Linked DNA regions of Homo sapiens: region 1 is linked to region 2. Evidence: read pairs that join two places in POLR2A ChIA-PET (ENCODE). Cell type or tissue: GM12878. All regions are shown on one strand. Each heading gives the region's core, and the rest is flanking DNA. Links, peaks and the distances in the headings are about the cores only. Region 1 overlaps TSC22D2 (TSC22 domain family member 2). Region 2 has its middle 42 kb from the start of LINC01214.

What was found. Peaks named below come from ENCODE experiments on the same cell type or tissue, not always from the same donor. Only the 100,000 strongest peaks of a DNase experiment are listed, where the experiment ranks them.
Region 1: POLR2A ChIA-PET joins it to region 2 with 5 read pairs; 4 of 35 experiments call an interaction of 5 or more read pairs at or near these places.

Annotation. Positions count from the first base shown.
Region 1 is chr3:150,443,059-150,447,468 of GRCh38, reverse strand. All of the region lies in intron 1 of TSC22D2 (TSC22 domain family member 2), which reads right to left. Among named protein-coding and RNA genes, the nearest start is that of TSC22D2, 37 kb to the right of the region's middle. In GM12878, for the core only: no CTCF peak of the experiment used is centred there; no DNase peak of the experiment used is centred there.
Region 2 is chr3:150,363,367-150,367,776 of GRCh38, reverse strand. No RefSeq gene overlaps it. Among named protein-coding and RNA genes, the nearest start is that of LINC01214, 42 kb to the right of the region's middle. In GM12878, for the core only: no CTCF peak of the experiment used is centred there; a DNase peak (open chromatin) is centred at 2,306.

The DNA.
Region 1 (4,410 bases), core at 193-4,192, 80 kb before region 2:
AGAAGGCTGCTGGATATAGGTATTGAGAACTCCAGAGTAATCTCTGGCCTAGAAGTCTAGATTTGAAAGTTGTAAGAATGCAGTAGGCGACTCAAACCATAGGAGAAAACAAACTTGCATAAACAATGAAAAGACAAGTGGGGCCAAAACACTGGAGAACACTAACATGTAAAGAGTCATGGAAAAAGATGGGCTTGGGAAGAAACTATTCTTAGGAATGCTACTTATTCTTTTCATCTAATGGCCTCACATTTGCCTCCTCTTTCTCAAGCATTCAACATATTATTTCTTTTTATTAAAGTCATTCTTGTTTAGACGCCTTGTTTAAATATCTTCTCAATCCCATTTCTACAGTGAGGCCTGACTAAAGTAAAAATGAGACTATCCCCTTTGGTATATGTATATACCAAAAGCCAAATACCAGTGAAAAGCACATAATTTTTGCTCATCTTTTCATTTTGCCTATTTCTTTTCTTTATGCCTATTTCTTGAAAGTGCAGAAATGTTAGTTAAAATAGCTTTCTAGAAAAAGCATAATTCTATGAACAATATATTTGACAAAGTAAAATTATATTAGGCTAGTCACTGGGATTTCGTGACTAGAATTTGCTCCAAAGTTATTAACTAATTTTTCTTTGCTACCAAGTCTCCTTCCTAATCTGTCTCCTAAAGTCCAAGTACAGTAATAAATAAAGGTTGTCAAGGGACCGTTTCAAAATAGGGCTAAACTCAGAAGAATATCATGGGGTTTTTAAAGAGACAGTTGCTTGATTCTGATTTAGACTAAAGGGAGAGCACAAGCATGGCCATCATTCCTTAATGAAATGAACAGAATATATCATATTGGGGGTGGGGGGAAAGCCTAGTCTTTATTTTTAATAAATCAATGAATGTTTTCCATTTGGAATGTTTTTTAAAATTATAGTGGCTTGGGTTTGAGCAAAGAATTACATCTTTCTTTTTAAAAATGTTTTGACTTGTTTGTAAAGACAGATCTCACTCTGTTGCCCATGCTGGTTTCAAACTCCTGGGCTCAAGTGATCCTCCTGCCTTGGCCTCCCAAAATGTTGGGATTATAGGCGTGTGCCACCGTACCCAGCCAAGGATTACATTTTTCACTTTCAACAAATATAAAGGCAACACTCTAAATACAGGCCCTGAAGAATTAAAGTTGTCTACGTTTCAGTTTATTATCTCTTGTCTAAAGTATTTTTTCTTCTCCACTTCATTCTGGGGTCAGACATTCTGAGGGGTAAGACAGTTTCTCACTCAGCAGTTGTCTAAGCAAAAAGTTGAATTCACACAGAATAATAAAATGGCTTAAAAGCATAGACTTTAGAATTAGACTAGCTGATTTTTTTTTTTTTTTTTTTTTGAGATGGAGTCTCGATCTGTTGCCCAGGCTGGAGTGCAGTGGCACAATCTCAGCTCACCACAACCTCCACCTCCCAGGTTCAAGCGATTCTCCTGCCTCAGCCTCCCGAGTAGCTGGGACTACAGGTGTGCACCACCATGCCCAGCTACTTTTTGTATTTTTAGTAGAAATGGGGTTTCACTGTGTTGGCCAGGCTGGTCTCGAACTCCTGACCTTGTCATCCACCTGTCTCGGCCTCCCAAAGTGCTGGAATTACAGGCGTGAGGCTAGCTGACTTTTAATCCAAACTCCAACCACTTACTAGTGGGGTGATCCTAGCAAGTTAACATACTGAAACTAGTTTCCTCAACTATAAAATGGGATACAGTTGTACATATCTTAAAGGACGGCTATAAGGATTATGTGAGACTGTTTACAACAGTACACACAACAACCCAATTAGTTCCTTTTATCATTTGGATCAATTTGGACTTTGACACTTTATAAGGTCTACTTTCCCAGTGTATCTTGGGAAAATTAAATAAGAGTTAATCTCCCAAGGCAGTGAAACATGAATAAAAATCAATTATGATTAGTATTAAGAAACAGGTTTTATATTTATGTTTCACCCAAAATAAAATCCTAGTTATTCCTTAATTGATTTTTTGTATTCAATTAAATGTTAAAGATTTAATGCAGCCACAAAGTATATGTTAATAAAAATTGTTTGACTTGAGATTTACATTTACAAGGCTTATTATTATTATTATTATTATTATTATTATTATTATTATTATTTTTGAGACAGAGTCTTGCTCTTGTCACCCAGGCTGGAGTGCAATGGCGCGATCTCTGCTCAGTGCAACCTCCGCCTCCTGGGTTCAAGCGATTCTCCTGTACAAGGCATATTAAACACAGGATTCCCGTGGACTGGACATTAATAACATTCTTACGGATCTTCTTTGGGATCTCGATGTTTCATTATTTAGAGTAAAATAATCTTAACTTACTGTGGGAAATTTTTCCAAAGCCCACTGAAATATAACTAATTTAATTCAAATAAAAATTTCCAAAAAGAGTATTTAAAAATATCCCAGGTCTTCCTTTAGTAGTGTTATATGAAAATTCAACAATAAATATTACTAAAAGCAAATAAGAAAAGTGGTATAACGTGTTGTTTGCTTTTAAACAAATTATTACCCTAGCTGAGAATCACTGCTTTAGAATTACCTTATTCAAAGGGATTCTGACATAAAGTAAAAAATAGCACTACTATAAAATCTAAAGGGTCATTAGGTTTTTTTCACTCAAGCAAAACTGCACTCAAGTAGGCACATTTTCAGAGACAAAAAGTTTAACATCTAAGTTTTTATCATTTCAGTCTAGATTCATGTCCTTGAATTCTTTTAGGTAATAATTCTAATAATTTAGACATGGTGAATGACAGAATTTTACAATAGTTTGTGTGAAATCTTTTATGATGAATTCTACACTTACATCATGACCTGAAATTTGTTAAATCGATTTAGATTCCAGAGATAAGACTGTCACTTGAGATGGAATGCTCCACCTACATTTTCCTTAGCCTTCTTCCTTTCTTGCCAACAGGCTCCACTTCTCTGATTCGTCCATAATTTTTTTGTCTTTATCAAATGTTCCTTTCTCTTGAATTAAACCTTAAAAGCAGAAACTGTCCATCTCCAGGGTCTACTTATTACAACACTACTCTGCATATAATTGATAGTAAACATATTACTTGAAGAAAAAGACAGAATACAACTTACAATATATTATCTAATTATATTTTATAAGTTTGGTATAAACAGATGTTATATTGAGCTCATCATGCCAGGACAAAGATCTAAGAAATTAACCAACTATTTAAACTATTAGAAACTAATTAAGGGTATCGCTGGAACACAGTAAAATATGGGCAGACCTCGAGAATTTTTTTCTCCCCAATAAAGGTAGGTTTTTGATGTTCCTTGCATCTGGTTGTTACCTACTGAGAAAGAAGGAAAGTGCGCCAGTTTCTATGTAATATAGGCAACTGATGTAAATAGAAAAACGGGTTCAAGTTTGAGTAACAGAAAAGGGCTAGGCTCTATGAATTTCCAGGTTACTGCTGCCATGGCCAGTGAAACTTGGTAACTCCATATACTGATCATGGTGATGACTAAATCATAGAAGACTTCATGGATAATAAAGTGGATGTTAAAAACTTAATGATCTTAAGATAAAAACCTTGACAGAGACTTTTTTACATTAGAATCATGGATTTAAGGAGAAACCATTTGTAAATCTGGTGAAAAGCTTGATTGTATAATCATGCCTCATAAGTATCTATGTGTTCTCTCAGCTGACTAATCTCACTCTCTACTGAATCAAAATTAAGTCTAAAGGGTGAATTAAAAATCCTAAATGCTTTTGGTCAGATAAAAAAGACAATTCAAACTACCATGCCTTTAAGCATGACTCATGAATAAGTGCAAGTTATATGTAAACTAGATCCAGGAGTCTGAAGTCATTCACATTTATTTCACTCTTTTTACATTGAGGATCAGGTCACATATAAAGGTTTCCCATGAAGTCCTTGTATCATCACTAGAATCAATAAGTAGAGAAACGTCCTTGTGATCTCTAAGTTATTAAGCAATGTCTCCTTATCCATTTTTGAAAAAGAACTTTATGACTATGTACTAAAACCAGTGACTTACGGCCATGAACTGGAAACCACATTCTTGATTATAGCAGCTATGAAAATACAGAAATATCTAGAGGATGTACCCAGTTCAATGTCTCCACAGACTTTTTAGTGCTGCTTATATATGCTTCAAGTGATGGCAATCATCTGATTTTTCTGCTTCACATTTTAAGATTCCCTATTTTACAGAAAGGGTTTATGAGAGGTTTATAAATACAAAAAGAGACCAGGATGCAAAAGTAAGACATCACTGGAGGTATTCAGAGGCTGGATGACAACTTGAAAGGAACACTGTAGACATGATCCAAGTATAGGATAGGTGGTTAGAATAAATGACCATTAAATTCCCTTC
Region 2 (4,410 bases), core at 120-4,119:
GACCTACCATTTGTCTGTTCCTGTGCCAGGTACTGGGAATGAATATAGCTTAAGAATTTGCCTTCTAGAACCTAACAGTACTCAGGGAAAAAAAAATCAAAACCAAACAAACCAAAACAAGACCCAGGTGTATAAGTACCTACTTACAACACAGTACAACAAACGCTGCGAGGGAAATCCCTACAAGTGCTGTAGGAGACAACAGATATATAATAACGCACTCTATTTGGAGAGAGAAGGGGTACAGAAAAGCTTCACAAATAGACATTAGCGATTAGTCTCTAAGAAAAATCAGGACTTTTCCAGGCAAAAAAGACAGAATAAAATATGCAAAGACCCAGAGGTGGGAGACCCATGGTGTGCCTTAGGGAATGTGTTCAATTCCATGTAGTTATGGCTAAGGATTCATATGAGGATTCCCTGCTAGGGAAGATCAATTTATCCTAAGATATGAGAAGCCATTGACAGATTTTAATGAGGAGATTGACAGAATCAGATATATGTTTTAGACAGACAGCTGGTGTTGGATCACAAGGAGGGCATGGTAGAATTAGAGACAAGGAAAGATGGAGGCCGTATAGAAAACTACGGTAGTTCTTTACAGTAGCTACCCACGTTAGAGACTAGTGAGCTTCTGATGTGATTGTATCACTCATATTTTTCACTGATCATGTATATATATTTTTTGAGACAGAGTCTCACTCTGTCATCCAGGCTGCAGTGCAGTGGTGCAATCTCACTACAACCTCCACCTCCTGGGTTCAGCAATTCTCATGCCTCAGCCTCCCAAGTAGCTGGGATTACAGGTGTGCGCCACCATGCCTGGCTAAGTTTTGCATTTTTAGTAGAGATGGGTTTTGCCATGTTGGCCAGGCTGGTCTTGAACTCTGACCTCAGGTGATCTGCCTGCCTCGGTCTCCCAAAGTGCTCGGATTACAGGCAGGAACCACTGCACTCGGCCAAGACATATTTATTATATATTATTACATATTCAGACATAATAATTTTTTTTGGTTTTCACTTTGAAATGATTTCAGATTTATGAAAAAATTTCAGGAATAATGCAAGAAATTCTTATATACTCTTTACCCAGCTTCCTCAAATGTTAACATGCTATATAACCACAGTATAATTTTTAAAATCAAGACATTGACTGGGCCCGGTGGCTCACACCTGTAATCTCAGCACGTTAGGAGGCCAAAGTGGGAGGAACACTTGAGGCCAGGAGTTAAGAGATCAGCCCAAGCAACATAGGAAGACCCCATCTCTACAAAAAATTAAAAAGTTAGTTGAGCATGGTGGTGTGTGCCTGTAGTCTCAGCTACTGGAGGAGGGGGTTGAGGTGGGAGGATCACTTGAGCCTGGGAGATCGAGTTTGCTGTGAGCCGTCATCAGGCCACTGCACTCCACCCTGGGTGACAAAGTGAGACTCTGTCTCTAAATAAATAAATAAAATCAGGACATTAAGATTGATACGCTTTTAATTAATCAACTGACTTTATACAGATGTTCCTTGTTGTCTGATTAGTGTACATTTTCTGGTCCAGGATCATACCTTGCTTTTAGTTGTCATGTCTTGTTAGTCTCCTTTAATCAATATCTCAACTCTTCTTTGTTTTTCATGACCTTCACGCTAATGAAGACTACTATCCAGTTATTTTGTAGAATGTTCATCAACCTGGGTTTAGTTTATCTAATATTCCTCATGATTAAATTTAGTTATGCATTTTTGGCATGAATACCATAGAAATGATGTTATGTGTTCTCAGTCCATTGTATTGAAAATCATATGGTATTGTTATGTCTCATTACTGGTAATGTTAATTTTGATAACTTGGTCAAAATTTTTTTGCCCAGGTTTTACACTATAAAGTTTTACACTATAAAGTTATTGTGATTCCTTTTGCAACTAATACATATTTTTTGAGAAGATACTTTGAGACTATGCACATTTCCTGTTTCTCATCAAAACTTTCACCCACTAATTTAAAAATTATTGGATTAAAATTACTTTATTAATGCTTGAATTAATAATTATTTTAGTGCTTGCCAAATGATGAAAATCAGGAGATTTTGAATTTTTTGTCTGGTGGTTTTGAAACATATTCATAAATTCTTTGGTATTCTGTCTTTTAAAAAAAATGGAGCCTAATTCCCCTTTCCTTGTGTGTGAGCTGTACAGTAGTTGGCACCTCTTTTCTAGTGAACAGTATATGGCTGAAGTGGCTTCTAAGGCCAGATCATAAGAGGCATTGTGGTTTACTTTTTGATCTTTCTCTTGGATGACTCATTTAGGGAGAAGTCAGCTGCCATGTCATGAAGACGCTCGAGTAGCCCTATGAGATTCCCATGTGAACAGAAATTGAGTCCTCCTGCCAACAATCAGCCATAATTTGCAAGACACGTACATGAGCTACCTTAGAAGAGAATCCCTGGGCCCCAGATAAGCCTTCAGGTGAATGCAGCCCTGGAAGACATCTTAACTGCAACCTCATGAGAGACCCTGAGCCAGAACCAACCAGCTAAGGCACTGCCCGATTCCTGACCTACACGCATGGGGGTGTGAGATAATGTTTATTGTGCTAAGCCACTAAGTTTTGCTATAATTTGTCATGTAGAAATAGATAATGAATACATGCTGGCAGGTAGGAAGGAAATCATCAGAGACATGTTCAGGAAGAATTAATACTAGGAAAGAAAGTGTACCCCCACCCCCACCAAAAAACCATGGATATGTTTTTTATGCATTTAAAAATGCATATTAAAATTATAATGAGATTCTACTTTTCATGAGATCAGCTAAAATTGAAATCTGATAGTACCAAGTGTCTCATACACTGCTGTCAGAACATAAATTGGTACAATCAGTTTTCAGAAAACAGTTTTACATTACCTAGTAAAGGTGAAGTTACACATACCACCAGATAGATTATCAACATCCTACCCTTATATGCACACACCAGAAATAAGTGCACATGTACATCGAAAAATATGTACATCAATGTTCATAGCAGTATTACTCATAAAAACCTGAAACCAGAAACAAGTATCCCTCAACGGTAAGAAAATTGTGGAAGATTCATTCACTAGCATACTGTACGTTAAGTGAAAATCAACAAAATATAGCTACAGGCAATAATGTGGATGAGGCTTAAAAACAATGTTGAGTGGAAAAGGTCCCACACAAAGGAATATATATAGTATGAATCTATTTATGTGAAGTTCAAAGGGAGGCAGAGTTAAGCTATTTGTTTTAGGGATGATTACTTAGGAGGTAAATACATAAAGAAAAGTAAGAAAAGTGAATACCATAAATGTCAGAATAATGGTTTCTTTAGGGAGGATTATATACAGGTTGTGATTGGAAAGGGGCTATGGGTGGGGGCTTTCGGAGGTGTTTACAATATATCATTTCTTTTTTTTGTTGTTTCCTTTAAAAATCATTCCTATTGGCCAGGCATGGTGGCTCACTCCTGTAATGCCAGCACTTTGGGAAGCCGACGTGGGTTGATCACTTGAGCCCAGGAGTTCAAGACTAGCCTGGCCAACATGGCGAAAGCCCGTCTCTACTAAAAATACAAAAATTAACTGGGCATGGTGGTACACACCTGTAATCCCAGCTACCCAGGAAGATGAGGTACAAAAATCGCTGGAACCTGGGAGGAGGATGTTGCAGTGAGCTGAGATTGAGCCACTGCCCTCCAGCCTGGGCAACAGAGACTCTGTTTCAGAAACAAAAACAAAAACAAAAGCAACAACAAAAAAAATTCCTATTGAAATTTAACTTACATGTGATAAAATTAATGTAACATTTTATATATATTATATATAAAATATATACTTATATATTATATATACTTATATATAATGCATTATATATGCTTATATATAATGTATTATATATGCTTATATATTATATAATACATCTTCTAATATATGTGTGTAATATATAATGTAACCTGTATATCAGTTTCACAGATGTTAACTTAACAAGCAAAGTTCATTGAACCATGCATTTGTATTCTATGCACTTTGTTATATATCACAGTTTAAAAGGTCCAAAGTAGAGTATAGACAGGCACAGTGGTTCATGCCTGTAATCCCAGCACTTAGGGAGGCAGAGGCAGGAGGATAGCTTGAGCTCAGGAGTTCAAGACCTGACGGGGCAACAGAGCAAGATCCTGTTCTCCACAGACAGGAAAAGAGAAAGTAGAGTATAAATACAGCATAGGATCTTGAAAATCAGACTGGATCAAAAGGTGACCATGAACTAGCAATTAAGGTTCTGTTTAAAAACAACTAACACGTGTTGGGACATAAGAATTAGGGTAGCACACAATAAACTATCTCCTGGCTTATATTTTTTAAATATCACTGGGTGGGTCAGTAGTCTGAACCTGGTTGCCAAGG